Linked DNA regions of Homo sapiens: regions 2, 3, 4, 5 and 6 are each linked to region 1. A link is a contact called in ENCODE Hi-C or POLR2A ChIA-PET data. All regions are on one chromosome and are shown on one strand. The core of a region is the stretch at or near the end of the contact, and the rest is flanking DNA. Distances in the headings are between cores, read along the strand shown. Region 1 holds the start of EIF4E3 (eukaryotic translation initiation factor 4E family member 3). Region 2 has its middle 37 kb from the start of RYBP. Region 3 has its middle 98 kb from the start of RYBP. Region 4 overlaps FOXP1 (forkhead box P1). Region 5 overlaps LOC105377159 (a long non-coding RNA gene). Region 6 overlaps LOC105377158 (a long non-coding RNA gene).

Region 1 (4,906 bases), core at 1,725-4,224:
TCCTGCCATCCAGTTCCCAGATGAGGGAAATTTCCCCAATTTATTATCTTCTAAGAATGATTCTGAAGAGCAATAAAAATAATTAAGTCTCTTACATATTTCAAACAGGAAGGGAATGAAAGTTGTGACCATTGTTCCCTCCTTAGCCATTTTGTATAATCTCTTTTATTAATCTTAAGGTCATTTAAATTTTATCTATTCATATATACCACCTACTTCCAAAATAAATTTGAGGGGTTCAGTGTAAGGTGCATATATGCTATTAGGTCTTTAAAATAGAAATAGGAATAAATATAAAAATAGTGATGCTTCTTCATTGGCTAATATTGGTGCTGTGATTGAGCACCAAATGTAATTATGAGCAGCCTGGAAGCCAAAGCAAAAAGAGAGAAAGGTATATAATTGCTATTCAGTAAAGAAAAACTGCCAGACTGTTCCTAGTTCTAAATTCTGGAGGGAATTTTTTCATGTGGTACACAATCCTTTTACAGAAACTGCAGATAAAAATTCTTGACTAGCCCTTTTTTGCTGAGGATATTGTTAAAGGACATAAGGAAGGAGCTAAACTTGACAGTTTGACTAGCTTTAATCATTAGAAAGCAAAACTTCCTTTCTACCCATGCCTTGGAATTTTATACAGATATGTGTCACTTCGTAAATATAAATTTTCAGAATCAACCATTATTTATATATCAGCTATATATAAATTCATGTAACCACTTTGCAAAGCAATTTGGCAATATGTATCAAATTTTTAAATGCAGCCAACAATTCTTCTCCAAACTTATTCTGAGATTAGCTTGTGTAGATGAAGAAAGCCATAAATATAAAAATACTTATGGTAGCATTATTTATATAAGAAAATGTCTAGAAACCACATAAATGTTGGAGGCTAGTGAATTAAATTATATTACCTCTTTACAATGAATTACTTTGCAGCCCTTAAGATAAAGTAGATCTATATGTTTTGATATGGAAAAATCTTCAAGGATATAATGTTAAGTGAAATAAGAAGGTACAGCATTGGTATTAAATGCTTCCATTTTGGTTATAAAAAAGATATAGATTTATAACTTATGAATCTAGATATATGCTTGCATGTGCATACTTGCATTTTTCTGGAAGGAAACTGTTGCCAGTGGTTTCCTCTGGGAATGAAGATTGATAGTCTTGGGAGGGAGGGAGACCTACTATTCACAGCTTGTTTTTACGTTGTGGACTTGTTAGTGTTCTGTGTAGAGAGGTAGGAGAGTCTGGCAGTTGAAAGTCTAGACTCTGGAGTCTGAATACCTATGTTCAAATCCCAGCTGTCCCACTTACTAGCTCTGTGACCTTGGGGTTATCTTAATCTTATCTCTGTTCCTCATCTGTAAAATGGGTTAATAGTATCTTCCTCATTGGCTTATTGTAAGGATTAAATGAGTTATTACGGGTAAAGTGCTCAGAGCAGTTTAAACAATGCCATATACCACGCTTCTTGGAAAAATGAAAGGAGATATTAAGCAACAAGATAAATGCATCTAACCAAAAGCACCCTCCCCTGTTTTAGTGTTGGACAGATTTTATAAAATCTGTCATTGCTTCCAGCATTGTATGTTGTATAGAAGTTAAGTTTAAAGCAGCGGTCTTGTTTTTATTATTGTCACTTTATGTGACCTTGATTACCTTTTAGGGAGGGCATCTACTCTGGGATTCATGACAGTCTGCTATGATGCTGTTGATGCCCCTGAACTCATCTTGTTTTGTAGCTCTTCCATCCCAGCGAATGCTCAAGGCATGAACAGAACACATGCTAGGCCAGGTAGAAGGTCAATGAGGAGATGGCATCCCACGCCCTTCACTGTTCAAAGCCAGAGAGGAACTATCTAGAAATTCAAGTGTAAAGAGGATGTCCATGCTGGTTGTGACATGTGTGTTCACAGGCCTCATGCCTTTGCTTTTCTTTTGAAAAAGAAAGTGACAGAGACCTGGGGAGATGCTGTGTTAGGAGGGCCCCTCCTACTTTGGGCTCAGGAATCTCACCGCCTAAGGGACTTCCTGGGTGCTCAGAGGTACAGGAAGCAGAGCGCTCTGTGTTCACAGGTGCCCGCTTTCCTCCTCCCGACTCGCCGGTGCTTTAGGGCAGATCTGGATACTTTGGCTGATTTTGGGAAATGTTCTCTGAAGTTAGCCACACGTTAAGCCAGGCTTGAGGCCTTCACTGTGGTCACATGGTAGCTCCAGAGGTTGGGATGGGGGCTCTGGCCCCTTCAAATCAGCGGAGTTAGGAAGTATGCTCTCACCAAGAGGAATGCAAAGCCCACCTGCTCCAACCTCATGCCCCAGTCGGTGGTTCTCTTGTTCGTTCTTCTTTCTCGCCCTTTGTTCTGTACTCGCGGGCACTGGAGTCTCTTTATCCATTTGGCCATCGGTTCCCCTCTCCATTTATCTGTCACACCCAACTGTGCTTCCATCTGCCCTCCATCCCTCCTTCTCTCCTCCAGCCATCTGCCAGCCTTCACTCCATCCTTCTGACTGCTGGTATGTCTGTCCATCCCTCCTTCCCTCGCACCACGTGGGTCTGGGGCTCCATCCCCTGTCCCATCCATCCCTCCATCTGTCCCTAGCCTGCCGCTCCATCCCGCTGCCCTTTTGCATGGCTGCAGAGCCAGCCCGCAGACCGTTCCCCGGTCCCTCTCACCCCCGTGGGCCCTCTAGCCCGTCCCCGGCCGCCACTCCAGGCCAGGCCGTCAGTCTCCCACGCTGGGCCCGCGCCTGAGCGGGATCGGCCCCCCATCCCTCCGTGGGTCTGTCTTTGTTCGGCGGCCCCGGCCCGGCCGTGCCTCCCACGGCCCCTCCGCGCGGCTCCCAGGCCCTGAAGGCGGCGGGCGGCGGGCGGCGGGCGGCGGGCGGCTAGCCCGGGGCGGGGCGGGGCGCGCGGGGCGGGGCGGGGCGGGGGCCGGGGGTGACTCAGCCGCGCTCGCCCCGCGGTCCGCGCGTCCGCCGGCCTTGCAGGCGGGGCGGAGAAAATGGCGCTGCCCCCGGCCGCCGCGCCCCCCGCCGGGGCCCGGGAGCCGCCGGGGTCCCGCGCCGCCGCCGCTGCCGCCGCCCCCGAGCCGCCGCTCGGCCTGCAGCAGCTGTCGGCGCTGCAGCCTGAGCCGGGCGGGGTCCCGCTGCACTCGTCCTGGACCTTCTGGCTCGACAGGTGAGGGGGCGCGGGGCCCGCCGCGCACGGCCCCGACCCGGGTCCTGCCGCCACCGCCGCTTTGTCTCGGCGCGGCCCCTCGCCCCGGCCCCGCTCCGCTGTGGCACAGACCTCGGCCCCTCCGCGCGTCCGCCTGCGCACCCCGGGACTCGCCCCGCCGGGTCGGAAGCCAGCTTCGGGCCGCGCCGGGCGGCTGTTCGGCGTCCTCGCCTCCGGGCCGGGGGAGGACAGCGCAGCCCGAAAAGTTTCGGCAACACTTTCTACCCCTTGTTCCCTTCCGATCGGAACGCGGCGTGCTGGCAGGGCCGTGGGAGAGGGTAGGCGAGCTGGGGGTGGCCGCGTCCCTGCTGCAGGGAGAGGGCTGTCCTGCTTACCCCGCGGGGCGCCTGGGAGCTCAGGACACGACCTCAGCTGTGACAGCGCTCGGAAAAGTTGCCCATCCCTTGGGAGGTGTGCGGTGGTGCAATGATTATTGCACGGCGGGCGCTCCCACCCCGTGTCCGGCCGCTGCTGCCGTGGACTCCTCTTCCAGTTCTTCCTCATCCACTGGGCAGGTATTTCCTGAACACCTACAGTGGAGCCACACACCTGCTATGCGCTGGAGATTCAATAATGAGCAGCAGCTGACCTTGTCAGGAAGGGGGTGAATTATGGCTTTCTCAAGGGACAACCCAGGTGCCATCTTTTCAGAAAGACCCCCTGACTACCGTATCTAAAATAGAAACCTTGCTCCCTCGTTTTGTATTCTCCTGCCCTGCCTTCTTTTTCTTCCTAATGCTTAATGCAGCTGGATTTTATTATATATGAATTTGTTTACTTTCAGTCTGTCTCCCCAGCTCCTCAACACCTCCCCTCAGTTAAGGATAAAAGAGCAGTGGATTTTTGTTTTTGGACATTTTGGACCTAGAACTGTGCCTGGTCCCTAGTAAGAACACCAGAAATTGTTATGAATGAATAGATGGATGAATGCAAAGCCCCTTCTTAGTGTCTGCCCTGCAGTGGGTGCCCAATGATGACACCTCAAGGTTGTCCCAAGAGCATTTGGAAATTTTGATGAAACCGTGTCTATTCTGGCTAAGTGTTAGGAAGAAATGTGTGACAGTGTTCTGAGAAGTTTGCTTGGTACACACAAATCTGGTTTTAAAAGGCTTTGCATAAAATGACTGCAAGATTTTGTTTTAAAAAAGTGATATTCATTTTTTTTTTGGTTAAGACAAGCTCATTTCTTTTTTCCTTTTGGGTTCTTATAGCACCCGTCTATAAGAATTGTCACTTGCTGCCATTTTCTTTGCCGGAGACCCAAAAAAGTTGGGGGTGGGGGAGATGGAGTGAGTTTCGTTCTTTCAAAACATTTTCACTTTCATTATGGGATGCTAAGAGAGCATTATACTGTCATAACAAGCGTGCTTTTGGCAGACCTTAGCAGAATGAAATCGTGTCTGTTTTCATAGGTGTGCTGCAACTGTGCTATTGTTACCTGGTATCTGTTTTCAAGGTGTTAAACCTGGACCTGTGGTCTAAATTGTGAATACTGCTGACTGGTGGAAACAGTATCAAGAGAGTTTCTTTTTAAACAGGTCTAAAATTAGTTTACATGTAGGAACAACACTTTTAAGGACTGGTCTAAAATGTCAATACTACAGATAACACAATCTTTTAAGACTAGTAGCTTAAGATTATAGTAACTTTAATGAAGACAAAAACTATATCTATACTATTGAT
Region 2 (4,906 bases), core at 1,444-3,943, 760 kb before region 1:
GTTGAGCATTTTCTGCTGCCAAGAACCTCCTGGAGAGGCTGGGTGCCTAATGGCTCCAAGCCTGACTTTTTAGCCATTCCTTTGCTCTAGTGTGCTCTCTAATATCCTTCCAAGAAATTCCCGTTCTGCCTAGATCAGTAGAGGCAGTTTCTGTTGCTTACAATCAAAGCATCCTGACAGATAGAGCCAGTATAATATTTTGAGCTGTTTTGAAATAATGTTTCACCTCCAGATACACGGTGTGTGTGGTATGTATGTGTGTGTGAATTATGTGATATGGTTTGGCTGTATCTCTGTATCCCCGTGTATCAAGGATGGGGCCAGGTAGTGATAATTGAATCATGGGGGTGGTTCCCCTATACTGTTCTTGAGGTAGTTAGTAAGTATCACGAGATCTGATGGTTTTTTTTTTTTTTTTTTGAGACAGGGTTTCACTCTGTCACCCAGGCTGGAGTGCAGTGACGTGATCTTGGCTCACTGTAACCTCCTGGGTTCAAGTGATTTTCATGCCTCAGCCTCCTGAGTAGCTAGGATTATAGGCATGTGCCACCACGTCTGGCTTATTTTTTGTATCTTTGGTAGAGACAGGGTTTCACCATGTTGGCCAGGCCAGTCTTGAACTCCTGACCTCAAATGATCCACCCGTTTCAGCCTCCCAAAGTGCTGGGATTACAGGCGTGAGCCACTGCACCCAGCCTGATCTGATGGTTTTATAAAGGGAAGTTTCCCTACACAAGCCCTCTTGCTTGCCACCATGTAAGGCGTGACTTTGCTGCTCATCCACCTTCCGCCATGACTGTGAGGCCTCCCCAGCCATGTGGAACTGTGAGTCAATTAAACCTCTTTCCTTTATAAATTACCCAGTCTCAGGTATGTCTTTATGAGCATACTTTATGAGAATGACTAATACATTATGATATCACTTCAACACTTTGAAGCCGACCCCATGGGCATGCTGGTTTTATACAGATTACATTTGGAGTACATGCTGAGCACTGTGCCTGAGAGACACACGGTAGGTAGTCAATGAATGGCCACAGAAAGAATGAGCAGTCACTTTACAGCATCTGTGCTGAGCCCCAGCACCTCTCAGCTCCCCCATGCCCAGGGACACTTTAGATGTCCATCAAGCACTAAAATAGCAACACTTATAGGAAGGCATGGGCAAACTTGTAGTAGCACTGGCAAGTACGCTTATGACCTTTTCCTCCAGTTTCCTTTCTCCCTATATATTCTTTAAAGCAAAGGGTTGCAGAAGGTCAGAATGGAGCATGATCTTTGTTCCACGAGTATGTTGTGCTTTGATTAAAATATTCCCAGTTACAGGCTCGGTGAGGTGGCTCGTGCCTGTAATCCCAGCACTTTGGGAGGCTGAGGTGGGTGAATCACTTGAGGTCAGGAGTTCGAGACCAGCCTGGCCAACATGGTGCAACCCCGTTTCTACCAAAAAATACAAAAATTAGCCAGGTGTGATGGTGTGTGCCTGTAGTCCCAGCTACTCAGGAGGCTGAGGCATGAGAATCGCTTGAACTTGGGAAGTGGAGATTACAGTGAGCCGAGATTGTACCGCTGCACTCCAGCCTGGGCGACAGAGTGAGACCCTGTCTCAAAAAAAAAAAAAAAAATTCTTAGTTACATGAGAAGCAGGCCAGTGTTGCCTTCATGGCATTCCCAATTGAAGCACTTATCCCTATGAAGTGACAAACTCTATACATACTATAAAGGTTAATAGCTGGCCAGGTGTGGTGGCTCACACTTGTAGTCTCAGCACTTTCGGAGGCCAAGTTGGGGGGATTGCTTGAGCCCAGGAGTTCGAGACCAGCCTGGGCAACACAGTGAGACCCTGTCTCTATGAAAAGTAAATAAATAAATAAATAAATAAATAAATAAATAAATAAATAAAAAGTTTAAGAGCCCAGCCTGTGGAAGCAAGATGACTTTAATTAAAATTAATCCCAGCTGCTTTATGAACCAGCTGTTCTTGGGACGTCTCAGAGCCTCAGCTTCCTCACCTGTAAAATGGGCATGATAGTAATATCTTTCTCAGGGGCTGTTGTGAGGATTTTGAAAAGCAATGAACATAAATGGCTGACATTCCACCAATACACACTGAGTAAAGTGCCTAGAACATTTTCAGCCCTCAATAAATATAACCTATTAAAACACATGTTCTGCTGAAGCCAGAATCTATGATTCTTCCCTCTCACTCTTAAATAGATTTTTAAAAAAGCATTTGATCTAATTATGTTAAAGATATATATACAAGGGGAAGACAGAAAGAAAACATACTATGATCTTTCCTGTTTGTCTACGTGTGTGATGCTATATATAATTTTTATTTTCTTCTTTCAGGCCTCTTGTGTTCCAGATTCTTTTGCAGTGAGCATATATATTAGTTTTACGACCAGAAGATAAGCCTTGACAAATGCTATCTTTAAAAGAGAAGAAAATATCGAGGCAAACTGCAGCATGATTTTATAGAAACTGAGTGAAAAAAAAAAAATCCCAGCTAGATGGAGAATTAGATGTTTTCTGGTCAAGAGCTTATTGGGAGGGAAATGACATCAATTTGGGTTCGCATCAGCTTGAGTGAAAAATCATAATGCAAAATGAAAGTACACGGGGCGGGTGCGGGGAGGGGCGCTGAACCCACGCTGGGATTTTGCCGTGTGAATCATCAAGCTAGAAATGACCTCAGGAGGGCATGTGGCCCCGCCCCCACCCCTCACCTCGGGAAGGTTGCCCAGCGACTTTTCAGGACAAATGAGCAATGGTCCTATTTATAAGCCCTCTAGGAACTAAATCTACACACATTTCCTTCCTCCTAAGCTTCAGGCAGTCTTGATTTAGCTTTTGCAGGTGCCCTCAACTAGCATTCTCCAACCTACTTCTCCTTCTGCCTGGAAGAGGCCTGGGAGTTGTCCCAGATCTTTCCTACCTACCCCTGAAGGACCCTGGGTCCTTGAGCAAAACCAAATCCCCCGGAAGTCAGTTTTGTCAGCTGTAAAATAGGGATAGGAAGGATTTGAAGAATGCCTAGCTGGGAGTGAAAAGGAGGCCTTCCAGTGCCAGAGGCCGTGTCTTTAACCATGTCTATACCTCCCTGGTGGGAAAAGGCAAGACACAAACAGAGGTAGCTTGTTTACAACAAATTGACAGGAATTTGAAGTTGGGGGTGGCAAGCTTGTTAAGAAGAAGCCAAGGCCACAGAGATGGGAAGCAGGAAGGGATTGAGAGGAGAGGGTCCAGAGAAAAACAGAGGCAGCTCAGGAGAGCAATGATTAGCAAGGACATCTCTAGAGCAAGAGAAGCCCCCGGTGTAGGGACAGTCCAGAAAACTCAAGAACCAGGATGCTATATTGCTTTTTTTATTTTTATTTATTTTTTACTTTTTAAAATATTTTGAGATAGAGCCTCGCTCTGTCACCCTGGCTGGAGTGCAGCAGTGCCATCCTGGCTCACTGCAACCTCCACCTCCCAGGTTCAAGTGATCCTCCTGCCTTAGCCTCCCAAGTGCCTGGGATTATAGGTGTGCACCACCACACCCGGCTAATTTTTTGTATTTTTAGTAGAGACAGGGTTTCACCGTGTTGGCCAGGCTGGTCTCAAACTCCTAACCTAAAGTGATCCACCTGCCTCCCAAAGTGCTGGGATTACAGATGTGAGCCGCTGCACCCAGCCAAGAACCAGGATGCTGTGTTCCTGTAATTGACCAGATATGCAGGACTGCAATACCCCTTCCGTTATCCACAAACACTTTTGGGAACCAGCTTTGTGTTCATGATGCTATGAGGCATGGCAGATGTGAGGTGGTCCAGGGGTAACAGAGATGGGGAGAGAGAATGGCAGCTTCAGGAACAGAGGATGATGGCTAAGGACCAGATGACAGTGGTGACCGAGGGCGTAACCCCCACTGACCAGGAGAAGGTATGTCTTTCTGGAAATCTGTGGAGTTTTTGAAGATGTGTCAGAGTGCTGCAGTGGGGCTGAAACCATTTTCTTTGTTTGTTAAAGAGTGATTACTGAGTTCTGAAGAACCTGGGGCTCTCCAGGAGGGAGGTTTTCTGGGTGACAAGTATTAGCAGTGTAAAATGAGTATTAGTGAAGTGCATTGCTAGCAGCATTTTTTTTTTTTTTAAAGGCAGAATCTTGCTCTATCACCCAGGCTGGAGGGCAGTGGCAGGATCTCGGCTCACTACAACCTCTGCCTCCTGGGTTCAAGCGATTCTTGTGCCTCAGACTCCCAAGATTACTCAGGGTTACAGGCACACACCACCATGCCTGGCTATATTTTCAGTAGAGACAGTGTTTCACCATGTTGGCCAGGCTGGTCTCAAACTCCTGGCCTCAAGAGATCTGCCTGCCTTGACCTCCCAAAGTGCTGGGATTACAGGTGTGAACCCCATGCCCAGCCTGCTAGCAGTTTTGATGTTGGTATTGTATTAGTATTAGTATCTATCTTAGTCTGTTTGTGCTGCTATAACAAAATACCACAAATTGGGTAATTTATCAATTTATTTCTCACAGTTCTGGATTCTGATAAGTCCAACATCAAGGAACTGGCAGGTTTTGTGTCTGGTGAGGGCCCAGTCTCTGCTTCTAAGATGGTGTCTTGAATGCTGTGCCCTCCCACGCAGAAGGCAGAAGGAAAGGCAAAAAAAGAACCAAACTGCCTCCATCAGGCCCTTTTGTGATAGCATTGATCCATTCATGAAGGCAGAGCCCTCCTGATCTAAACACCTCCCCAAAGGTTCCACCTCCCAACACTATTGCATTAAGGATCAAGTTTCCAACACATGAATTTTGGGGGACACATTCAGATCACAGAAATATCCATATTCCTTCCCCTCCCTCAAGTCCTGGATGAGCTCCTACGTGTATTCTCCTAGGGCCAAATCAATGAACC
Region 3 (4,906 bases), core at 1,711-4,210, 620 kb before region 1:
ACTCAGTGCCCTTGGCAGTGGAGAAGGCTGCCTGCCTCCAAGGCTGGAACTGGGCAGTTTGCTGTGAGGGCAGAAGGTTCTTCCTTTCTTTCCTGGATGTGGCCAGAGAGGGGCCTGAAGGAGCTGCAGCTTTGTGATCCACCTCTTCCAGGACATGCGGGGAGCCACGGGGCCAATTCACAGGCTGGGACAGATCATGCATAAATAGAAGAAGGCAGGCCCTGGAGCTGAGCTGCCTTCTGGGGTTCCGCACATGATTGTCACTTACCCAGCCTCCTCTGAGGACTCAGGACCTCAGAGTCCTCGGGACAATGGACCATGCACTGTGGCCCAAAATAGGGTTTCGGGCACAAGCTTTGGAAGTAGAGCTGGGTTCAAGTCCCAGATCTTCCCCACATCTAGCTGTGGACACATTATTTACATTCTCTGAGTGGCAGTTTCCTCGGCTGAGAGAGAACGCATAGCAGCCTCCCAGCAATGTGGTGAGAACTAAATGAAGCACTTAGCACATCAAGCACTGAGCATGGTGCTTGGTACCTGGTCAGCGCCCAATACGTGGCTGTTCTTCTATTATAATAATTTAAGAATGATCACTATTTTCGTTCCAAGTTCCACACTGCACAGTAGGGGACAGGAGGCTGAGGAAGGCAGAGCCTGAAGGAGTCTGAACTGGGCGCTGGTTTGTCAATTGGCATGAAAATCCCACCTCATAGTAAATTTCCGATGGAAACGAAGCGTGAGAGTTCAGTGTTTTCCCACTTAATGGAATTGTGACTTTTCTTCTAGCCACGGTTCTTTGTCCTGAGTAAAGTTGTAGCAAAGGCTGTCACTGTTCGCACTTCTTTGTTTTATTTTTACTTGTGTGAAGAGCAATCAAAATAAATAAATCGGCTGTGTGATTTCAAGTAACTAAAACAGAAGCCAAAAATTGAGGGAGAAAAAAACCCCAACAAACCAAAACAAAACCAATCAAAATTTGCTTCTTCAGTGGCCCAAATGCCTCTTCTGAGTTTAGGCACCCGGGGGTTTGTCTGCTCCGGAGAACAGACACACCAATTGCATGGTGTTCCCAAGGCTTAGAGGAGCAGACTGAACAGTCAAATGCATTTTTGCTCTTCCAGCAATTTCAAAAACAAATAATTATAAACCTAACATTTTTTGAACTATTTATCATGTGCCAGGTGCTATAAATGTGTGTTTTACATGCATTCTGTCCATTAGTTCCTCCAAAAGCTAAGGATTAGTATCATTCCCTTTTACAGGTGAAGAAACTAAGGCTGAAAGAGGGCAATTAACTTGCTTATGGCCACGCAGCTGGTAAAGATCCCGGGAGACTCAGGATGCAGGGTAGGGCAGATTGCTCCAGAAAAGATGCTGAAATTCCTTCTGGAGACTCTGCTGGGTGGGGGTTGAAATATGGTGGTTGAGCCCTTCTGTGTTCCTAGGGCATCTTGGGAAGAATATAGAGTGGCCACGGCTCAGAGGACCCACTTCCTGACAGACTGTTTACTTCCAAGAGTAGTGGCCTCCCTCAATGGAAGAACCCCTAGACTTTCAAAGTGTGTTAGTCAGATTTTGCACTGTGATATGCTGCATGACAAGCACCCCCACAAAATCTCAGGGGCTCACAACCAACACTCTTTCTTTGTCTTGCTCTTGGGTCTGTGGGTCATCTGGGGGTAGATCTGCTCTAGGCTTTGGGTTAGGATCAGGAATGTTCCATGTGCTTCATTCTGGAATCAGAGGTTTCACAGAGGATGTCTTATGGGGAATGGCAGAAGTACAAAAGACCCAGCCAAACCAGCAAGCACATTTAAAACCTCTGCTCACCTCACATTCACTTACATTCTGTTGGCCAAAAGAAGCCAAGCATTCCATCACTGTACAAAGCAGATGCACAACCCACTTCCTCTGCAGTCCCATCTCCACACAATGGCAGCTTACTGCAAGACCACCTTGCCTTAAAAACTTTTGCCTCTTCTTTCCATGAGAATGAGGTTGGAAATTTTCCCAAAACAAAACAAAACAAAAAAAAGAAAAAAAGAAAAAAACTTTACTAAAGACTAAAGGGAGAAACACAGAGAGGCTGTAGGGGATGTCCACCAGTTCTGCTTGTGAAGCCTCCATTCAGCTGGTAATTCCCAATCTCCTCTTAGAGAATCACCTCTCCTCATTCTCGGTCCCTGTGATTTGAGGGTGAGAGGTTACTGCCCTGGCCTGCCAACGTCAGGGGTGGACACCTGATCCATTCCTGGCCAATGGAAATACTGCTGCAAATCCTTGTCCATATGACTGTCTCTGGGCTGGTCATCTCACCCAAACTGGGCCAGTGACTTATACTAGGGCTATTAGAACAGGGATTCACATTTCTGGTGAGTCTGTGAAGCTTCTAGTATATAAGCTGGGAGCCTCTGGTAGCCATATTTGGTACCTCTCATACCATAAAGTGAAGCTCACACAGAGGCAAACAGGGCCAAAGGATGAGGCAACATTGAGAGAACATTGAGCATCTGGATCCAGCTGTGCCTGAAAGCCCTAAACTACAACAAATTTCTTTTTGGGGTAGGGGTTGGGGATAAGCCAGTTTGAATTGGATATTTGTCCCTTGCAACCAAACAACACCTTACTAATTCAGAAATAGAGGCAAAGGTAAGTAAGATGGTTGAGATCAGACTTGGGTTCAAATCCTGGCCCTGCCACTTAGAGCTGTGTGCCCTTGAGGAGTCTTGATCTCCGCATCTGTCAAATGGGAATAGTCATGCTGCCTTTGAGGTGGTTGTGAGGGTAAACCATATAAAACGGGTTGTCTGGGTCTGGTGAATGGCTGATGCGTATGCTAACTCGAGGATTCAGAAGCAGGCTTCCTGTCTGCCCTGGGCGAAAGTCCAGCCTCACAGTTTCTTTGCCCACAGATCCCACAAGTCACGCGACCTCCCCTTCCTGTTGCTCACAGGAGGCCGGGGTTGGCACGGGCTCCGAGCTCTGGCAGGCTGCGCCTTCTCTCCCAGAACGTCCCTCTCGCCAGCTCTCGCCTTCTCTCCAGGCCACCTCTGGGCCCAGCAGCTCTGTACCTTGGAATGCGGCTGTGCTCGCCCTGCAGACCGGCCCCGCCCTGCCCCTGGCGGAGGAGCTTTTCCCCTTCACAGAACTGCAGGCCCTTAGTGGCAGGAGACCGGGGGCCCTAGAGACTCCTTCAGCTTTCTTGGAGGGAAATCTCAGGTTCCCAGGGCACAGAGCAGCAAGTGGCACGCCCAGAATTCAAACCCTGGCCTTTGCCTCCATGCTGCTTCTGCCCTCAACTCCCTCCCTGGGAGCACTGCCCCACGTGGGGGTCACAATCAGGGGACATACCAACCAAGGAAATTTTTTTTTTTTTGGAGACAGGGTCTTGCTCTGTTGCCAGGCTGGAGTGCAGTGGCATGAACATGGCTCACTGCAGCCTTGACCTCCTAGGTTCAAGTGACCCTCCCACCTTGACCTCCCAAAGTGCTGGGATTACAGGCATGAGCCATCATGACTGGCCCCAAGGAATATTTTTAATCTTCATAGCTATAGACAAGTCAGCAGCTATTCCCAGCCCCTTCTGCACGAGAATGCAAGCTCCACAAGGACGGGGTTTTTTTGTCTGCTTCATCCCTACTGTGTTTCCAGAGCCTTAAATACTGCCCCATTCACAGTCAGTGCTTCATAAATGTTTCGTTGACAGAATAAGAGGATGGAGTGAATGAATGCATGCGGTGCTGCTTCTCCCTCTGATAAGTGACATAAAGTTCTATTTGTAAATATTTTATATGGCTTTTTTTTTTGACATAGAGTCTCGCTCTGTTGCTCAGGCTGGAGTGTAGTGGCGCGACCTTGGCTCACTGCAACCTCAGCCTCCTGGGTTCAAGTGATTCTCGTGCCTCAGCCTCCTGAGTAGCAGGGATTACACTCAACAAATATTCATAGCCCCCACACCAGGCTAATTTTTTTAATTTTAGTAGAGGCTGCGTTTCACTATGTTGGCCAGGCTGGTCTCAAACTCCTGGCCTCAAGTGATCCGCTCATCTCGGCCTCCTAAAATGCTGGGATTACAGACATGAACCATGGCTCCCAGCCTGTAAATACATTTGAGTAAGAAAAAGTTAAGTCAGTTAGAAGGCAAATGCTAAGGGAAGAGCAGCAGGGTGGTGAGTGGAAGTAGAAACAGCAGTCAGGTGGGGCCGGGATGCTGGGATTTAGGCAATGTCGGGTGACTCAGCTCTGCTGTTCCTTCCAGCAGAAAATTCTGTGGTTCTCAGAAGCATGCTCTTCATGGGCTGAAGCAAGAGGTGAGTTCGCTCTTCCCCTGTGTATTCGTTTCCTGTAGCTGTCATAACAAATTAACTACAAACTGGTGGCTTACAACAACAGAAAAGTATTCTTTTACAGTTCTGGAGGCCGGAAGTCTGACCAAGTTGTCAGCAGGGCCACGCTCCCTTCGAAGGCGCTGGGGGAGAATGCTTCCCAGCCTCTTCCAGATTCTGGCTCCAGGCTTTCCATGGCTGTGGCCCCATCACTCCAATATATCTGCCTCTGTTTTCACATGGCCTTCTCCTCTGTGTTGGTATCTTCACCTCTTCCCTTTCTTAAAAGGATGCTTGTCATTGGATTTAAGACCCACACAGGTAATCTAAGATGATCTCATCTTGAGATCCTTAATTTAATTACATCTGCAAATACCTTTTTTCAAATGTAATCAGGTCACATTCACAGGCTTCAGGGGTTAGGACTTACACATGTCTTTTTGGTGGCCACCGTTCAACCCACTATACCTGGATCTGGTCCCTATTCGGCACCAATCCCTGTTCTGCAGTGCTGCCCTCTCCAGGGAAGCCTCGCTATGTCCTGAGGCCCCTTGGGGGATGAGGACTGGGGGCATCTTTGA
Region 4 (4,906 bases), core at 1,427-3,926, 600 kb after region 1:
ATGGTGCCTTTGTAATTCTGCATCTACAGAATTGTCCCCTGATGTTTGCATCACGACACCGTCATCATTTGTGAATCGGTCTTGGTAATATTTGTACCAATTTCATGCCAATAAAAGTCAGACTGCTGAAACACGCACGGTCATTATCTCATTCATATTCCTATTGTTTCAACGGAGTGGGCTGCAGAGGGAAAGGGAAAGCCTGCCTCACTTTCCGTGATGGTTGTTAACTTTGATGTTGGAAGGCTCTTTTCAAAATTTTCCTTGTGGATAATCAGTATAGCAGGAAAAGCCCTTGGACTTGGGCTGCCTCCTGGCTCTGAGTAGAAGAGCAATCTAACGGCTCTCTTAGTCCTTTCTGTTGAAATGACTTTTTAAACACATGATTTGACATTTTTGAAAAAGGTTCCACCTTTTCCTGTCTGTAGTCACTCCTTTTGCCTCTCTCCCCTCCCTCCACACCCCCCTTCCCTGACCCCCAACTTCAGTTTAATTGGTAAGCCAGGTGTTAATATTTCTTTTTTAACTATATGGTGGTCAGGGAATAGACAGGAAATGGAAAATAAGCTCTTTTGATCTTAAGAGAATTGTTATTACTGTGAACCTCGTTTGCTAGTCCGCAGTCTAAATATTTTTAAATTTTAGTATCTAAAACAGCATCTATTAGAATAGAGAAAGAAATATGCTCTGGGGTTGTCCAAACCTCTCATAGAAGAAACATTTAGATACATAAAATAATTGTATGTATGTGTGTGTGCATGTGTGTGTATTGCTATCGCTATGGTGGCTTTTTTGAATGTTCAGAAGTTGTTCTCTTTTGCAAGAAAAAATAAGATGTTTGCGACTGCCTTAAGGACAATTTGTTTAACAGTAGGAGTAATTGCAGGGAAAATGGAAAGAGTGACTGAAGGTATTTACTCAGATGTTAGTGTAGGTGTGGGGGCCGAAAACTCAGTGTGGGAACAGTGGGCTGCTTTTCTTGGTATCTTAGTCTATTTGATGACCATCAAATTTCCCAGCTCGCTCGTTTTGTTTTTTCTGGATGGCATGTTTGATTATTTATCAGAAGGGGAAGGGAGTAGCTGAAGCAAATAAACATGTGACCAAGTTCTGTTTTGTTTTCCACTCCGAAAGCCATGCCCTTTAACAGATATACAGAAAATAATAAATGCATTGTCTTATGATAAAAGGAAATTATATGTGTCTTTTTTTTTTTAAGGCAAGTGAGTTAACCCTTAAGGCTCAGGAGGCTTTTTGCCTTCTGAGAATTTGCCAGGCTTTTTATTGAGAATTAGCCTATTGCAACTAATGGTTTTATGGGACAGGATTTCCCAGGATTACTTGGTTCATTAATTTAGCTTTTTCTAGACAGTTCACTTAGGAATGTCTGCCTCAGTAGTTCGACTGTGTGGTGTATGTGTGTGTGTTTTAAATAATAATACCATTGGACAAACCAGTGACTCTTACCGTTTTGTCGAAGGCTATATTCTGATGTTTAAAGCTAAACATGAATAGCTCAACTAAAGGAAAGTATACCATAGTGTCTGTGGCTAGGGTACAACGTAATTTATCAGAGGCCAACATTTTGCCCCTCTCTTTAAAGATGTTAGGCAGGTGCTGTAATACAGAGAGTCTACTTATATGTCTGTGTCCCTCAGAAATACCTTCTAGTCTTTAATATTATGTAACCCATTTCATTATCTTCAAGGCTGTCATTATCTCAAATTGATTCCTCCAGAGGCCAAGGGAAAGGCTCAAATCTATATTAAATTTAGATTTAAAATTTGCGTTTTTTTTTTTTTTAGTTCTCAAGTGGGGTTTGCATGGCTTTGTGAAATCATTCTTAATATGTAGGCATTCACTGATATATGTGCGCATACTGGCACATTCTTTAAATACCGGAACATGATTTTCTGTAGGGGCTTCCTTACTTCTCCACATCCTGAAGAAGTGATGTGCGTGATTCTAGCACAGTGCCTGGCCCAGTCGTATCAAGACCTATAAATCACAACTGAAAATCTGTTTCATTGCCTATACTGTTTTGGAATGTGAATTGAAAATATGCACACAGAAGGGATTCCCTCTTCCTTGACTATATAAGGGAACGGTGCAGCAGAGGCTCAGATACAGTGCAACTTTCATGAGTATTGCCCTGCAGATAACTAGGAGGTTGCTTTGCCCTTGAGAAGACAAGGATGGAAGCAGTGGCCTTTCCGCCTCTCTCCAAAAGGCAGTTGGGTTGGATAATCATACTTTGTATTTATACGGAGCCCTTTGTCTGTAGAAATCAAAGTGCCTGACTAATGCTAACTTGTTAATACTCAGAACACCCCAGGGACATAGGTAGGCTGCAAAGATTATCCCAGTTTTGAGGTGGGAAAATGTCCTGTTGTTAAAATCATTTACAATTTCCGGGTGTGTCTGTATTTAATGCTCAGGCTAGACCTGGAAGCGCTGTGATCTAGAGATCATGAGAAGCATTTTTTCCTGTGACATAGTCAGCCCTGACCACAGGCAGTCTCATGAGAAAGTGTTTTACCATGAAGAAACTGGCCTGGAAAATATAGCTAGTGCATGATGTTGATGGTTGGGGGAGGGAGGAGGTGGTGAAGACTAATCGTTCTTTATTTTAATCTATTTAGGGTCAAAGGATGTATTTTTTTTAAAGATACAGCATGGGCTGAAACTTCTGATTTTTGTTTTGTTTCTCTTTAACTCAATATGATGTTGGCAATTTAACTTCCACAAAAATCAAGTCAAGTTTGTTCTTTGTGAAGAAACAGATACAGTACTGCTTATGGGCGCTGCAAAGTTAAGTCAGCGGTTGCTCTGTAGTTTCATGCTTTGGGGGCAAAAGAATTGAAACCTGCTGTTAACCTGGTATGGTACTGTGTGATTCTTCAATTCTGGAGTGCCGTGGGCCTCCTTCCTGGGTTTCTAAAGCACAGTGTAAAAATTAGACAAGTGCCATTTACTGTTCAGACTCCTTCGTTGAAAGCTTTTCCAGAAAACTCCACAGTAGGGTGGAGGTGCCTGGGTTGTTTGGCTCCTGAAGCTGTTTGTTTGTTGGAACCTGAATATAGAAATTAGATTTGAAAAAAAAATCTCTACTCAAAATGTGCTTTTAATTTCAAAATGTAATTTTCAAAAGACCATACAAAATGATTCCAGTTTTTGCTTAAGAAATATTCTTTTCTTTTTTCTTCTTTCTTTTTTTTTTTGTTTTTGTTTTTTTTTTTTGTTTGTTTTTTTTTTTCTTTTTGGTTTGTTTGTTTCGTTTTTTTCTTTGAGACAGAGTCTTGCTCTGTAACCCAGTCTGGGGTACAGTGGTGCTATCTCAGCCGACTGCAGCCTCCATCTCACGGGTTCAAGGGATTCTCATGCATCGTCCTCCTAAGTAGCTGGGACTACAGGTGTGCACCATCACACCTGGCTAATTTTTGTATTTTTAGTAGAGACGGAGTTTTGCCATGTTGCCTGGGCTGGTCTCCAACTCCTGGGCTCAAGCGGTCTCCCTGCCTCGGCCTCCCAAAGTGCTGGGATTACAGGCGTGAGCCACAGTGCTTGGCCCAAGAAAATTTCTTTTCTTTTCTTTTTATTTTTATTTATTTGATTATTTTTTTGAGACAGAGTCTCACTCTGTGGCCCAGGCTAGAGTACAGTAGTGTCATCTCGGCTCACTGCAAGCTCTGCCTTCCGGGTTCACGCCATTCTCTGGCCCTAGCCTCCAGAGTAGCTGGGACTACAGGCGCCTGCCACCACGCCTGGCTAATTTTTTTTTTTGTATTTTTAATAGAGACGGGGTTTCGCTGTGTTAGCCAGTATGGTCTCGATCTCCTGACCTGGTGATCCGCCCGCCTTGGCCTCCCAAATTGCTGGGATTACAGGTGTGAGCCACCACGCCCGGCCAAAAATTTCTTTTCTTAATCATATCCCCAAATGCTGACAATGTGTCATTGCAGGTGATGGTGTCATATTTTTTATTTTTCTCCCAATTCATGTATACATTTTACATATCTTCTACCATGAAGTTATTACTTTCATAATCTATAGTTATACAGCACTTTTCAAAATCACTTGTTACTTATTGAGTGTGAGGCTCTAGACTATGCACTTTACATGTATCAATTTGACATAGGTACTTTCAGTTCCTCCCATTCTTATTGAAGAAGAAACTAAGACACAGAGAGGTTAAGTAACTTGTCTCAGGTCACACAGCTAGCGAATGGTAGAATTGGGCTTCAAATCCAGACACAGTGATTGGTGTGCATTCAACCACTATGTATGCTGCTTCTGTGGACATACATTAATGTTTTTCAAAGCAAACTTCTATTTCTTTGTAATTTCTGTTATTCTCTCAGGGTCAGTAATTCCCCCATATTCCCAGAGAATCCTTACTTCTTCATGCCTGGAGACTCAAGTTCCATCTTATGCTAAACCATGGTTACTGGAAGTTCAAAAGATCATTGTCACTTTTTGAGCACAACTCTGTGAGCACAACTGTGTATCAGATGACCAAAGTTTTTTTCAGATTCCCTCTTAAAGAGTTACTAATTCCTCAACCAAACCAATCAAATCTGTATTTCTTTGCCTCCATAAGATGTAATCTTTCTAAAGTTCATTACAAAGTTACCTTTTTGTGTGGTTTAGATTAACCGAATATATTTTTCTATACGTGTCTAATTTTTTTTAATCGGTCATGTCAAGCAAGTAGTTCTAGTTCCAGGTGAATGGAAGAACTCCAAATCCATACGTCTATGGATTAGTGGACTTTTTGTGTGTATGTCGTTCTTGAATACAGTGAAGGGATTCTATCCAGGCTGCGTGACCTTGACCACATTACATAAACTTTCTGTTTATATAAAGTAATTTAGAACCAATCGTAGTTGGGATTCAGTGTTAGTTA
Region 5 (4,906 bases), core at 1,298-3,797, 590 kb before region 1:
CTGTAGTCCCAGCTACTCGGGAGGCTGAGGCAGGAGGATCACTGGAGCCCAGGAGGCTGCACTGAGTCATGATTGTGCCACTGCACTCCAGCCTGGGAAACAGAGAGACTCTGTCTCAAATAATAATAATAATAAAATAAAAGATAAAAGGTACCTGAGATCAGCTGACTGGTTTGTGGCAGGGATCTCCCAGCAGCACCATGCAGGAACTCTGGAGGAATACTTGAAGTGTTACTAATTTAGGGACACATTCAGCAAAAAAATTCTGTGACTTGGTCTTGTACCCAGGATCAACATTTGACAAGCATCCCAGGGGGCTCTCTGATGGCAGCTCTAAGCCCAATCTTGCCTCACCTACTTCCCTCCCATCCTCCAGGCCTCCAAAACCTCCCAAGGCCATTCCAGCTCTAAACTGGAAAATGCGTTTGTTGAAAGGGGTTGAATTGGCATGAAATGACTAAAGGAGGTGCAGTTTAGCAAAGCCACGAACTGGAGCTACCTTCTAAATTAGGATGAGGGACTTTCTTTTCCGGATTAGTCATTGAGCAAGCTCCTTCATTCTCAGAACTGCCTCCGTGCTGCTGGTTGGACAGTTATTCTCACCAACAAGAAGGTAGACGATGGTTAGTCTATCTGCAGCTGCTCCCGCTTACTGAGGGGAAAAGAGAAGACTTCCCCTTGTAACCTGGCTGGGAGCCTTCCCAAGGTGGGTGAGGACATTTCCAAAATATTTTTTATGCTAATTAACGGAGGTATTAAAACGTACTGGCTAAATAATGCTGCCATTGAAAGAAGCAAAGGATGGAAGCACGTCTAACTTCCCTGTAAGTAGGCTTTCTTGTTGAACATTAAAACTCCCACAAATTCCCCTGTGGCTTCATCATAGACTCTGTGGTGACCACTACCTATGGACCACTGTTATGAGACCACTGTCTCATAAAGTGACTTTCTAAAGGCCTCAGATGGTCATCTTCAGAGCGTGGAGGAACAGGGGCCTGGGGCTGAGAAAACTTGATTGGTTTCAGCCTCAAGAAATCAGTACCAGCCCAGGTAATGTTGGGCTTTGGGTCTCTCCCTGTGCCTCCTTTGATAGTTTGGTGTCTTGAGGCACAAGGCAAGGGGACCTCTCCTTCCTCCAGCATCTTGTCACCTAAGAGATTATTTTCCTTTGGTGACACATTCCCACAGTCATAGGTCAATTTTTTTTTGTGAAACAAATCAGCAAAAAAAATCATCATGGGTCTTGCCATAAATCCTCAAGAGCATGTAGTGGGGTGGCGGGTGACTCTGAAAGTATGAAGGCATGAGGTTTTTATTCCTGGTGTTTCTCTCTACCCTCGTCCCCTCCTCCATTCTGGCTGCTGTGTGCATTTTGTTCTCATTGCCTCGGGAGAGGCAGCAACTCGGAGAGAAGAGAATGTCAGCTCTTGGCCTTGGAGTTGCAAAATCTTAGGCCTGCGGGGAGGAGAAGGACTGATGGGCATCAGTGACGGAAGTGGGGAGGAGAGCTGGGAACAAGATGAATTTCTGGGCCTGGAGATGGCAAGGTTTCTTCTGGGTGGGGAAGGAAGAGAGATGGAGGGGACACAATAAAGGAGAGAGGTCCTGCGGCCATGTGGGCTGGAGGAAACTCAGTTTCCAGGTACTGCCCAGCCCCTCCTGGAGAGGGGACTTGGGTCACCCACCAACAATGCCCAAGGGCTCTCAGTCAGCACCTCCACACCCTCCAGCTTATTACTGCGTTACCATACAGCATCAACACATGGGAGTTGCAAAGGTGGTCCTTTCTGTGGACAGCTGGTGGGACCTCCTAGCTCAGAGGGGAACCTCCAGCCATGTCCCGAGTGCTTGTCTGGCACCTTCGACTTCTCCCTCATGGATGTTCCTGTTTCAGCATCGCAGGCCATCTGCAAACTGTGGAGATGGGGTGGGGGCCTGGACACCTGCTGGGGTAGCAGTGATAGAAAGGACAAGAGGACAGGGTCCCTCAGCACTTCTACCTCCTTGAACCTGCCAGAGTCCACCTGCGGAGGTGGGGCGATGGTGAGCCGCAGCCCCCAGGAGCCCTTTAACTACAGAAGCTCATGGCGTGCAGAGGGAGGCAAAAGATGGGCCATGGAGTCACGCGAATCTGAGGACTGGCTCCAACTCCACCTTTGTCTCCCTCTTCGGAAAGCTGAACAGGGTGCAACGTGAGAAGGCGATCTTCCTTCCTGCCTTGCAGGCACTCTGGGGACGCTGCTTGTTTGCTCTGCTCTGCCAACTCTCCCCTGGGGACTCTCCTCCCCAGCCAGGCTGCCCTGGAGGGTGGAGTCTCCCCGCTGTCCTCCTGCTCCACCCCTCAGTCCACAGACCTTTTCATTTAAAGAGTTCATTGCTACAGGAAACAGATGGTAGTCACAAAAATAATAAACAGAGAGAATTTCAAAGGTTCCGGAAGCTCAGAGTCATGGTCTCAGGCCCGTCGTTAAAGACTTCCTTCTGAGATGGGGCCTGAGAATGACTGCAAACACTGTTGTTTCAGCCACTGGGATGGCCGGGCAGGGAACTGCAGTGCTGAGAGCTGTCAGCCCCTGGACTAGTGTGTAACCCTCACAGTCGTCTTGCAATGGGAGGGTGTCATGACCCCCACTTTACAGATGTAAAAACTGAGTTCAGAGAGCAGGATTGGCTGCATGATTTAGGACATTCAGTGTAAAATAAAAATGTGGGGTCTTTGGTTTAAAAATTAAGAACTTCAAGACTGAAACCACAGCAGACTGTTAAACCAAGTGAGGTGTCCTTCTGATCACAGGCCCTGAGTGACTGCCTGGGACACAGGCTTGTGAAGTCAGCCCTGTCAGAGATTAGGTAACTAGCCCAAGGACACCAGCTAGTGAGAGGCAACCGCGGCTTCCATGCAACGTCTAGGACAGCCTTCAATTGAATTTTGCTATCTTCCTGGTCTTTACCTGTGGACACCCCCATCCCTCCCTCCCACCCGCCATGGCTTGGCTGTCGGCATTATTTTTATAACTTAAAAAGAATCGTTAAAAAGTAAAGCATGACTTTAAGACGCCAACACTACACAAATCCTGATGTTGCTCCCAGAAGCCCTTTGGCTTTTGCTAAAACGGAGGCGGAAGAGGTGATTGGGCATTGCCCCACCTCCTCCTCCATTCAATTAACTTGACAAGGAAACATTTTTGAGACAGATGATTCTCATTTTTAATGCAGTTTGAAAGTCCCTAGGGGCAGGAAGACACTCGGGCTTGCCTACTTCAGGAAGTGGTGTCTTCCCTCCAATTTATACGGACTTTATTTTAAGAGACCTCAGCTGGCTCAGTCCACATTGATAAGCTTCCCCAATGGGATATGCATAATATAGGGCTTACAGTACACATTCAACACAATATCTTAATACATGTTTATACGAATATATATTTGTATTTTATGCTATTATCACAGTGGTTCTTAGAGGAGAGAATGACTTTACCCCTTAGGGGAACATTTAGCAATGTCTGGAAGACATTTCTGCTGTCACAGCTAAGAAGCAGCTGCTATTGGCTTCTAGTGGGTGGGGTTTGGGGGTGCTGCTAGACATCCTACCATGCACAGGGCAGCCCCCCACAACAGAGAAGTATCCAGCCCAAAATGTCAGTGCTGAGGCTGAGAAGCCACAACAAGCAATCATAATTAATTGGTATTGTCAAGGAATGAAAGATTACTGGGACTGGAACCCCACTTTGTAAAAAATCTACCCTTAGGAAATAAATTTTTGAGTGCTGCCAACTGAATTTGTGACTATTATGTAATAACTAACTGGGTCTCAAGTTAGGAGTCAGTTGAACCTCAGATAATCTTCACAACTCCCCCCAAGAAGTTTGAATTCTTTTTTTTTTTTTTTTAGAGGCGAGGTCTTGTTATGTTGCCCAGGTGGGTATCGAACTCTGGAACTCAAGTGATGCAACCTGCCTCGGCCACCCAAAATGCTGGAAATATAGGCGTGAATCACCACATGCCTGATCAGAAGTTTGAATTCTTATACTCATTTTGCTGATGAGAACACTGAGCCTCAGAGAAGAGAGTTAGGGAAGGACTTCCTGCAGGTTGTTTTACCCAGAGATGCTGTCAAAGAGTCAGCCAGGACAACCTGGGGTTCTTTTTCTCAAAGATCTACTTTTATCTCTTGGTACCAGGCCAGCTGGGCTTACTCCGCTAGTTGGAGCTGGGGGACACCCACATCCCTGCCTCTGGTTTAAGAATCTCTCCTCCTTGCATCTGCTCACAGTAGATCCTGTTTTTCCTTCCTTTCATATACCGCATCTACAGTACTATCTACAGTACTTGCTTTTTCTTTAAGGGAAGCACCCTCTTCCCAGAAGCTAGAGGTAGACAGACTCTGAGTCTGGGGATGGAGTGTGTAAACCAGGTGATAGCAGCCGATGTATTAAGTTCTTCTGCCCACAGTGACTGGCTCAGGATAGTCACATAATCCAGTCTGAACCATGAGAGGTTTGCTGCCCTATTGCTACCCCAGAGGACCCAGCCTAAGGCCGAACTCCAGTGAGCTGCCAGATAAAACACAGGTGGCCCTGTTAATTAATTCAACAATGAATATGTTTTTAGTACAAGTATGTCCCAAATGGGCCGGGGACAGTGGCTCATGCCTGTAATCCCAGCACTTTGGGAGGCCGAGGTGGGCTGATCACTTGAGGCTAGGAGTTGGAGACCAGCCTAACCAATATGGTGAAACCCATTTCTACTTTTAATAAAAATGCAAAAAATTAGCCGGTTATGGTGGCCTGTGCCTGTAATCTCAGCTACTCAGGAGGCTGAGGCAGGAGAATAGCTTGAACTCAGGAGGCAGAGGTTGCAGTGAGCTGAGATTGTGCCACTGCACTCCAGCCTGGGTGACAGAGTGAGA
Region 6 (4,906 bases), core at 1,209-3,708, 560 kb before region 1:
CTGTGTAATCTTGCACAAGCCCTTGACTTCTCCAGGACTTGGTTTCCCTACCTGTAAAATAGGCTACAAGTGCCTGCCTTATTGTGAGGATGCAGAGCCTGGCACCAAAAGACAGCCCCATACACAGTGGCCGGACAGCTGAGGGCCCCAGGCAGCCCACAGGACTCCACACACAGCAGCTCTGGAGACTGCTTCCTTGGCCAGACTGTGCAGGGGACCAGTTGCAGGGGCTAGTCCTGGAGGATTCTCGGCAACCTTAACTCCTCAGGTGCACCAGTCAGTCCCTGCAGTGAGGGCCTTGGCCAGGTGTGTGGGGACGGGTGGGGAGGAAAACACCTGGGGAAGGGTGAGCTGTTGTAGCTGGCTCCCACTCCCCTGGACTGGGTGTCTCAGGACCCTGTGTCTAGAGCCCCAGCCTCTCCCACCGTGTTGGCTCTGACTCAGCCGTGCCTGTAGGGACACCTGGAGACCAGCCAAGCCAGACCCCAGCTAGCAAGCACTAGAGCCCTGGATTTTTTTTTAAAGAAAGAACTCAGCTGGGGTGTCACCTTCCCAGCCTCTGCCCCTTTCAGTCTGGAGTCTTTCATTTTCCCTCTGTTTCTTTCTCTTTCTGTGAATGAGGCTGTACCTTGCTTCTATTTCTCTCTCCCAGTCCCTCTACCTGTCTGCCTCTGCCTCTCTCTCTCTCTCTCTCTCTCTCTCTGCATTTATCTGTTTTTCTCTCCCACCCTCTCTTTCCCGGTCCTCTGTTTATTTAGTCAGTTTCTCTCCACTGTCTGACTGTCTTTCTATCTCTTTCCGTTCCTATCTTTGCTTCTCTCTGTCTCAATGTCTGCCTGTCTGTTTCTGTCTCTTCCTCTCTCCATGTCCCCGTCCCCTCTCCACCACGCATTTGACATAGGGCACTGAGTGACTGTGGAGGACAAATGCGTCCCGAAGTTTCCCTCCACTCCCACTTAGAAGGCAGAGCCTGCAGAGGAACAAATGGGACAGGGCACATAGGGCGCCTGGGACCTCTGAGTGTACGAACAACCTTAGCGATGACTTCTGTTTCTGTTAGACTGTGAACTCCTTGAAGACAAGAGCACATCTGAATTACCTTTGAATAATCAATAACTAGCACAGGGCCTGGTATGTTGCTGATGTTCAGTAAACATTTATTTACATGAGTAAGTGATAGAATGAAAAAAAACACATTTTTTTTTTCTATCAAGTAAAATTTACTCATGACCATTTTGGGCTATCAGGACCTCTTTTTTTTTTTTTTTTTTTTTTTTTTTTTTTTTTTTTTGAGATAGGGTCTTGCTCTGTCGCCCAGGCTAGAGTGCAGTGACATGATCACGGCTCACTGCAACCTTGACCTTCAGGGCTCAAGTGATCCTCCTACCTCAGCCTCCCAAGTAGCTGAGACCGCAGGGGCATGCCGCTATGCCCGCTAATTGTTAAAATTTTGTAGAAACGGGGTCTCACCATGTTGGCAAGGCTGATCTCAAACCCCTGGGCTCAAGCGATCTTCCCGCCTTGGCTTCTCAAAGTGTTGGAAATATAGGTGTAAGCCACTGAGCCTAGCCTGTCTTTATCATTTTAAGTGAGTGCCCCCTCAGATAGAGAAACCAAAGTCAGTTTTTAAACCCTTGCTTTTTTAACTCTAATCCTCCTGGCACCATCACCACCCCTTAAACCTCCCATTCCAGAATATTCCAGAATGTACCAGGCTGTTCTTAGCTGTAGGGTCTTTGCACTTTTGATTCTCCCTGCTAACTCCTGTTCATTCTTTCCATTTCCTCGTGGATGTACCATTCTCCTTCCCTGACTGCCAGGCTAGATTTGGCTTTCCCCTTCTGTTCTTCCACAGTAGGCCATGCACACACCTACTTAACTTGCCTCCTCCCTCTGAACTGTAGGCTGCTTGAGGGAAGGGAGTGGGGCTTTCCTCACCTTATCTAGGACCTCGCACGGGTCCTGTAGTTCCTACAAGTTTGCCAATACGTCCTGAGCATTGTAACTCCTGGGGAGTTGCTGGGAAGTGCCAGTGGCTAAGTGATAGCTCCTAGCTCTATCTCTAGTTTTTAGCAGTTAAAAGACAATCTTGTCCAAGAATGAGAAGACCACACAAAATGCAGGTGGAGGAGACCAGTCTGGGGAAGCCACTTCCGGGCACCCAGGAACGCCTTGCTGGCTGTACCTCGGCTGGGGCAGGAGCCCGCACGAGAGTTACTTGCCCTTCAGCTTCCATGTTAGACAGGTTGGTTCTCAGCCAGGCTGAGCCCCAGGCACAGAAATAACTACCTGCTCAGACTGGTGGTTCCACCCCCCATCTCCTGCAATATTTTTTCAACAGGAGGAAGTGAAATGAATTAATTATGAGCCGTGTGTGTTCACATGCATGCGTTCTGTTGCCGAGCTCCCGTTCTTGAAATGTGCAATCCCAATTGCAAATGAAACGCTCCCATCCTACCCCGTGCTCCAGAGGGTTTTCATAACAGCGCCTTTGTGGGCTCCCTTGAATGTCTGCCATGCCAAGGAGGCCGCACATTCCTCCGGCGGCTGCCTCGCTGGGCTTTGAGGAAATCTGCTGGCGGCAGCCCCAGTTTGCAGGAGGTGGGAGGGCATGTCGGAAACGTTGCTCTTAATCTGCCCATCTCCCCTTGAGCCCCCAGCAGCCCAGGGAGGAGGGGTTCAGATAAAGCCACATGCAGCAGGCAGATTAAGAGCTGCTGTTTTTATCGCTGCTTTCAGAGTCTCATGTCACATGGGCATTAGCAAGCAGGGGCGAGCAGGGGGGCACGCAGGGATGGGGGAGAAGGGCTGGCACCGCCCACCCCAGCAGCCGTCATGGCCCTGCCTGGAATCACTCGTGGGCAGCTGTAGCAAGGAGTGAAAGACAAAAATGATCCTGAATTGTGGCCTGGAAATATGAGCTTTGTATAGAGGCTCGTGGTGTTTAATGTTCAGAATATTAAATGTAACTGTGATGATAATGACAGCAACTGACATTCACTGTACGCTTACTAAATATTTTTCATATATTATTTAAATTGATCTTCATCATAAGTCTGTGGTGCAGGCACTGCTCTGATTCCCATTTTTCAGGGGGAGCCTTAAAGGAGGTCAGGAATGTGTGGGGGTCTCATGGTAGTCAGCAGTGGAGGTGGGACTTGAACTCGAGGAGCCTGGCTTAGGAGCCTGCGCATTGGCTTTCTCCTCCTTAAAGCCAGGGTGGGCTACAGCAGACAATACTGTTTAGAAGAGCACATGATGGACTTCAGCCTGTCACAGAGCTGTGTTCAGCTTCCAGCTCTGCAGCTTCCTACCTGGGGGCTCTCAAGAGGGTCGCTTCACCTCTCAGGGCCTCAATTTCCTCTGTGTGATACCTGGAGAAGCACACCTGTCTCACAGCTGCTGTCACGATTGAAGAATATAACACATATAAGGTGCCTGGTGGGCATCAAATTGCATCCCTCCAAAAAGATATGTTGAAGCCTTAACCCCCAGTTCCTGAGAATGGGACTTTATTTGGAAATAGGATTGTTGCAGATGTAATTAGTTGAGGTCACTGGGTGAGATGGGCCCTTTCCAATGTGGTTGGTGTTCTTAAAGGGGGAAATTGGGACACAGAGCCAGATACACACAGAGCTAAGACTCAGAGAAGATGGGCCTGTGAGGGCAGAGGTAAGTTATGTGGCCACAAGCCAAGGAACACCGATGATTGTTAAGAACTGCCTTGGCAAGGTGGATTCTTTCCCAGAGCCTTCAGAGGGAGCACAGCCCAGCTGAAGCCTTGATTTTGGACTAGCCTCCAGGACTGGGAGAGAATACACTGTCATTTAAAGCCACCCAGTTTTTGGTACAGTCATCACTTGGTATCCATGGGGGATTGGTTTCAGGACCCCCGTGCACCCAAAATCCAAGGATACTCAAGTCCTTGATATAAAATGGCATAGTATTTGCATATAAACTATGCACACCTTCCTATATACCTTAAACCATCTCCAGATTCCTGATAATATCTAATACAATATAAATGCCACGTAAGTACTTGTTATGTCATATTGTTTAGGGAATAATGACAGGAAAAAAAAGTCTGTGCATGTTCAGTACAGATGTAGTTTTTCCCCCTGAATATTCTTGATTCCATAGATGTGGAACCCACAGATGCAGAGGGCTGACCGTGCTTTGCTATGGCAGCCTGAGCAAATGAAAGCAGTGCTAATGATCATAGAGGCCGCCAGTGCCTGCACTTCTTCTCCAGGCCACCCTGGAGTCACCTGCAGCTTGGTGTGCACAGCATGGCTCTTACCTCAAGCACCAGTGTCTCCCTGCCCAAAGGTTCTCTCTGAATGCAGAGCAAGCCTAGCAGGGCACCGAGGAGGCTGCAAGTGCCAAGAATGAATGCCCTGTGAACAGCCCTCAGTCAGTGAGGACTGCGAGCTGCGGGGTGGATACCCAGCCTCCCTATCTCTGGACAGGATGATTTTGAGTTGTAATCTATGCAGCCTCTCAGAGAATGTCCAGGGGGATTGAGCTCCAGTTGCTCATAGTGGTAACTCATTTATTAATGTCACCTTCCATCCTTATTTCCCTTCCCTTCTCTCCTACTGGTGCTTCCTAATATCACCTCCTAATAAACTGTACTCCAAGCCTTGTCTTGGGGTCTGCTTTGGGGGAGAACCAAGAGAAAGACAGGCATGGGATGATACTCAGTCAAACAGCCCCTGCTTTATCTTCCTGATTACAATTTCAGCCAGAGGCTGGCATCCTTGAGCTAAATGGACCAGTAGCTAGTCTTTGACCAACTGGGAAACTTTGAAGACCCTAAAGGTCCCTGCCCCCAGCAAAAAGCTCTAGCATCTTAGGGAGATGAAGATGACATCAACGATGATGGAGACGGCAATTTACAGGAGTG

Evidence for each region. Hi-C counts contacts between places; a loop is a spot of excess contacts on that map. ChIA-PET counts read pairs that join two places held with the same protein, here RNA polymerase II (POLR2A). Pooled maps may share reads with other maps.
Region 2: a pooled map shows a loop between it and region 1 (6-fold over the local background). The contact joins the enhancer-like site here to the promoter of EIF4E3 in region 1. A Hi-C loop is called at or near these places in 5 of 50 pooled maps. POLR2A ChIA-PET finds 5 or more read pairs at or near these places in 2 of 52 experiments (activated T-cell and activated naive CD8-positive, alpha-beta T cell).
Region 3: a map of chondrocyte shows a loop between it and region 1 (4-fold over the local background). The contact joins the enhancer-like site here to the promoter of EIF4E3 in region 1. A Hi-C loop is called at or near these places in 3 of 168 maps with a recorded cell type or tissue (chondrocyte and naive thymus-derived CD4-positive, alpha-beta T cell) and 9 of 50 pooled maps.
Region 4: a loop to region 1 is called in a map of naive thymus-derived CD4-positive, alpha-beta T cell, with 4 times the contacts of the local background. The contact joins the enhancer-like site here to the promoter of EIF4E3 in region 1. A Hi-C loop is called at or near these places in 2 of 168 maps with a recorded cell type or tissue (both naive thymus-derived CD4-positive, alpha-beta T cell) and 7 of 50 pooled maps. POLR2A ChIA-PET finds 5 or more read pairs at or near these places in 1 of 52 experiments (GM12878).
Region 5: a map with no recorded cell type shows a loop between it and region 1 (2.5-fold over the local background). The contact joins the enhancer-like site here to the promoter of EIF4E3 in region 1. A Hi-C loop is called at or near these places in 3 of 37 single-sample maps with no recorded cell type and 4 of 50 pooled maps.
Region 6: a loop to region 1 is called in a map of dorsolateral prefrontal cortex, with 2.7 times the contacts of the local background. The contact joins the enhancer-like site here to the promoter of EIF4E3 in region 1. A Hi-C loop is called at or near these places in 1 of 168 maps with a recorded cell type or tissue (dorsolateral prefrontal cortex), 3 of 37 single-sample maps with no recorded cell type and 10 of 50 pooled maps. POLR2A ChIA-PET finds 5 or more read pairs at or near these places in 2 of 52 experiments (AG04450 and Panc1).

Annotation. Positions count from the first base shown.
Region 1 is chr3:71,723,470-71,728,375 of GRCh38, reverse strand. It overlaps EIF4E3 (eukaryotic translation initiation factor 4E family member 3), which reads left to right and starts at 2,974. Exons shown (of 7, transcript NM_001134651.2): 1 at 2,974-3,184. The coding sequence starts at 3,009. RefSeq lists silencers at 3,250-3,319, 3,450-3,569.
Region 2 is chr3:72,480,883-72,485,788 of GRCh38, reverse strand. No RefSeq gene overlaps it. Among named protein-coding and RNA genes, the nearest start is that of RYBP, 37 kb to the right of the region's middle. RefSeq lists an enhancer at 2,780-3,280. Within about 2 kb of position 2,693, at least 16 of the 41 ENCODE cell types and tissues checked have a DNase peak (open chromatin) inside an H3K27ac peak, as active enhancers do.
Region 3 is chr3:72,346,170-72,351,075 of GRCh38, reverse strand. No RefSeq gene overlaps it. Among named protein-coding and RNA genes, the nearest start is that of RYBP, 98 kb to the left of the region's middle. Within about 2 kb of position 2,960, at least 10 of the 41 ENCODE cell types and tissues checked have a DNase peak (open chromatin) inside an H3K27ac peak, as active enhancers do.
Region 4 is chr3:71,125,206-71,130,111 of GRCh38, reverse strand. All of the region lies in intron 6 of FOXP1 (forkhead box P1), which reads left to right. Among named protein-coding and RNA genes, the nearest start is that of FOXP1-AS1, 160 kb to the left of the region's middle. RefSeq lists an enhancer at 1-387. Within about 2 kb of position 2,676, at least 10 of the 41 ENCODE cell types and tissues checked have a DNase peak (open chromatin) inside an H3K27ac peak, as active enhancers do.
Region 5 is chr3:72,308,157-72,313,062 of GRCh38, reverse strand. LOC105377159 (a long non-coding RNA gene) reads left to right here. Exons shown (of 3, transcript XR_940960.2): 3 at 566-711. Among named protein-coding and RNA genes, the nearest start is that of RYBP, 140 kb to the left of the region's middle. RefSeq lists enhancers at 2,048-2,227, 2,408-2,717. Within about 2 kb of position 2,547, at least 17 of the 41 ENCODE cell types and tissues checked have a DNase peak (open chromatin) inside an H3K27ac peak, as active enhancers do.
Region 6 is chr3:72,286,928-72,291,833 of GRCh38, reverse strand. All of the region lies in intron 5 of LOC105377158 (a long non-coding RNA gene), which reads left to right. Among named protein-coding and RNA genes, the nearest start is that of LINC00870, 140 kb to the right of the region's middle. RefSeq lists an enhancer at 1-290 and a cis regulatory region at 1,771-3,007. Within about 2 kb of position 2,458, at least 5 of the 41 ENCODE cell types and tissues checked have a DNase peak (open chromatin) inside an H3K27ac peak, as active enhancers do; they include dorsolateral prefrontal cortex, where a contact is called at or near this core.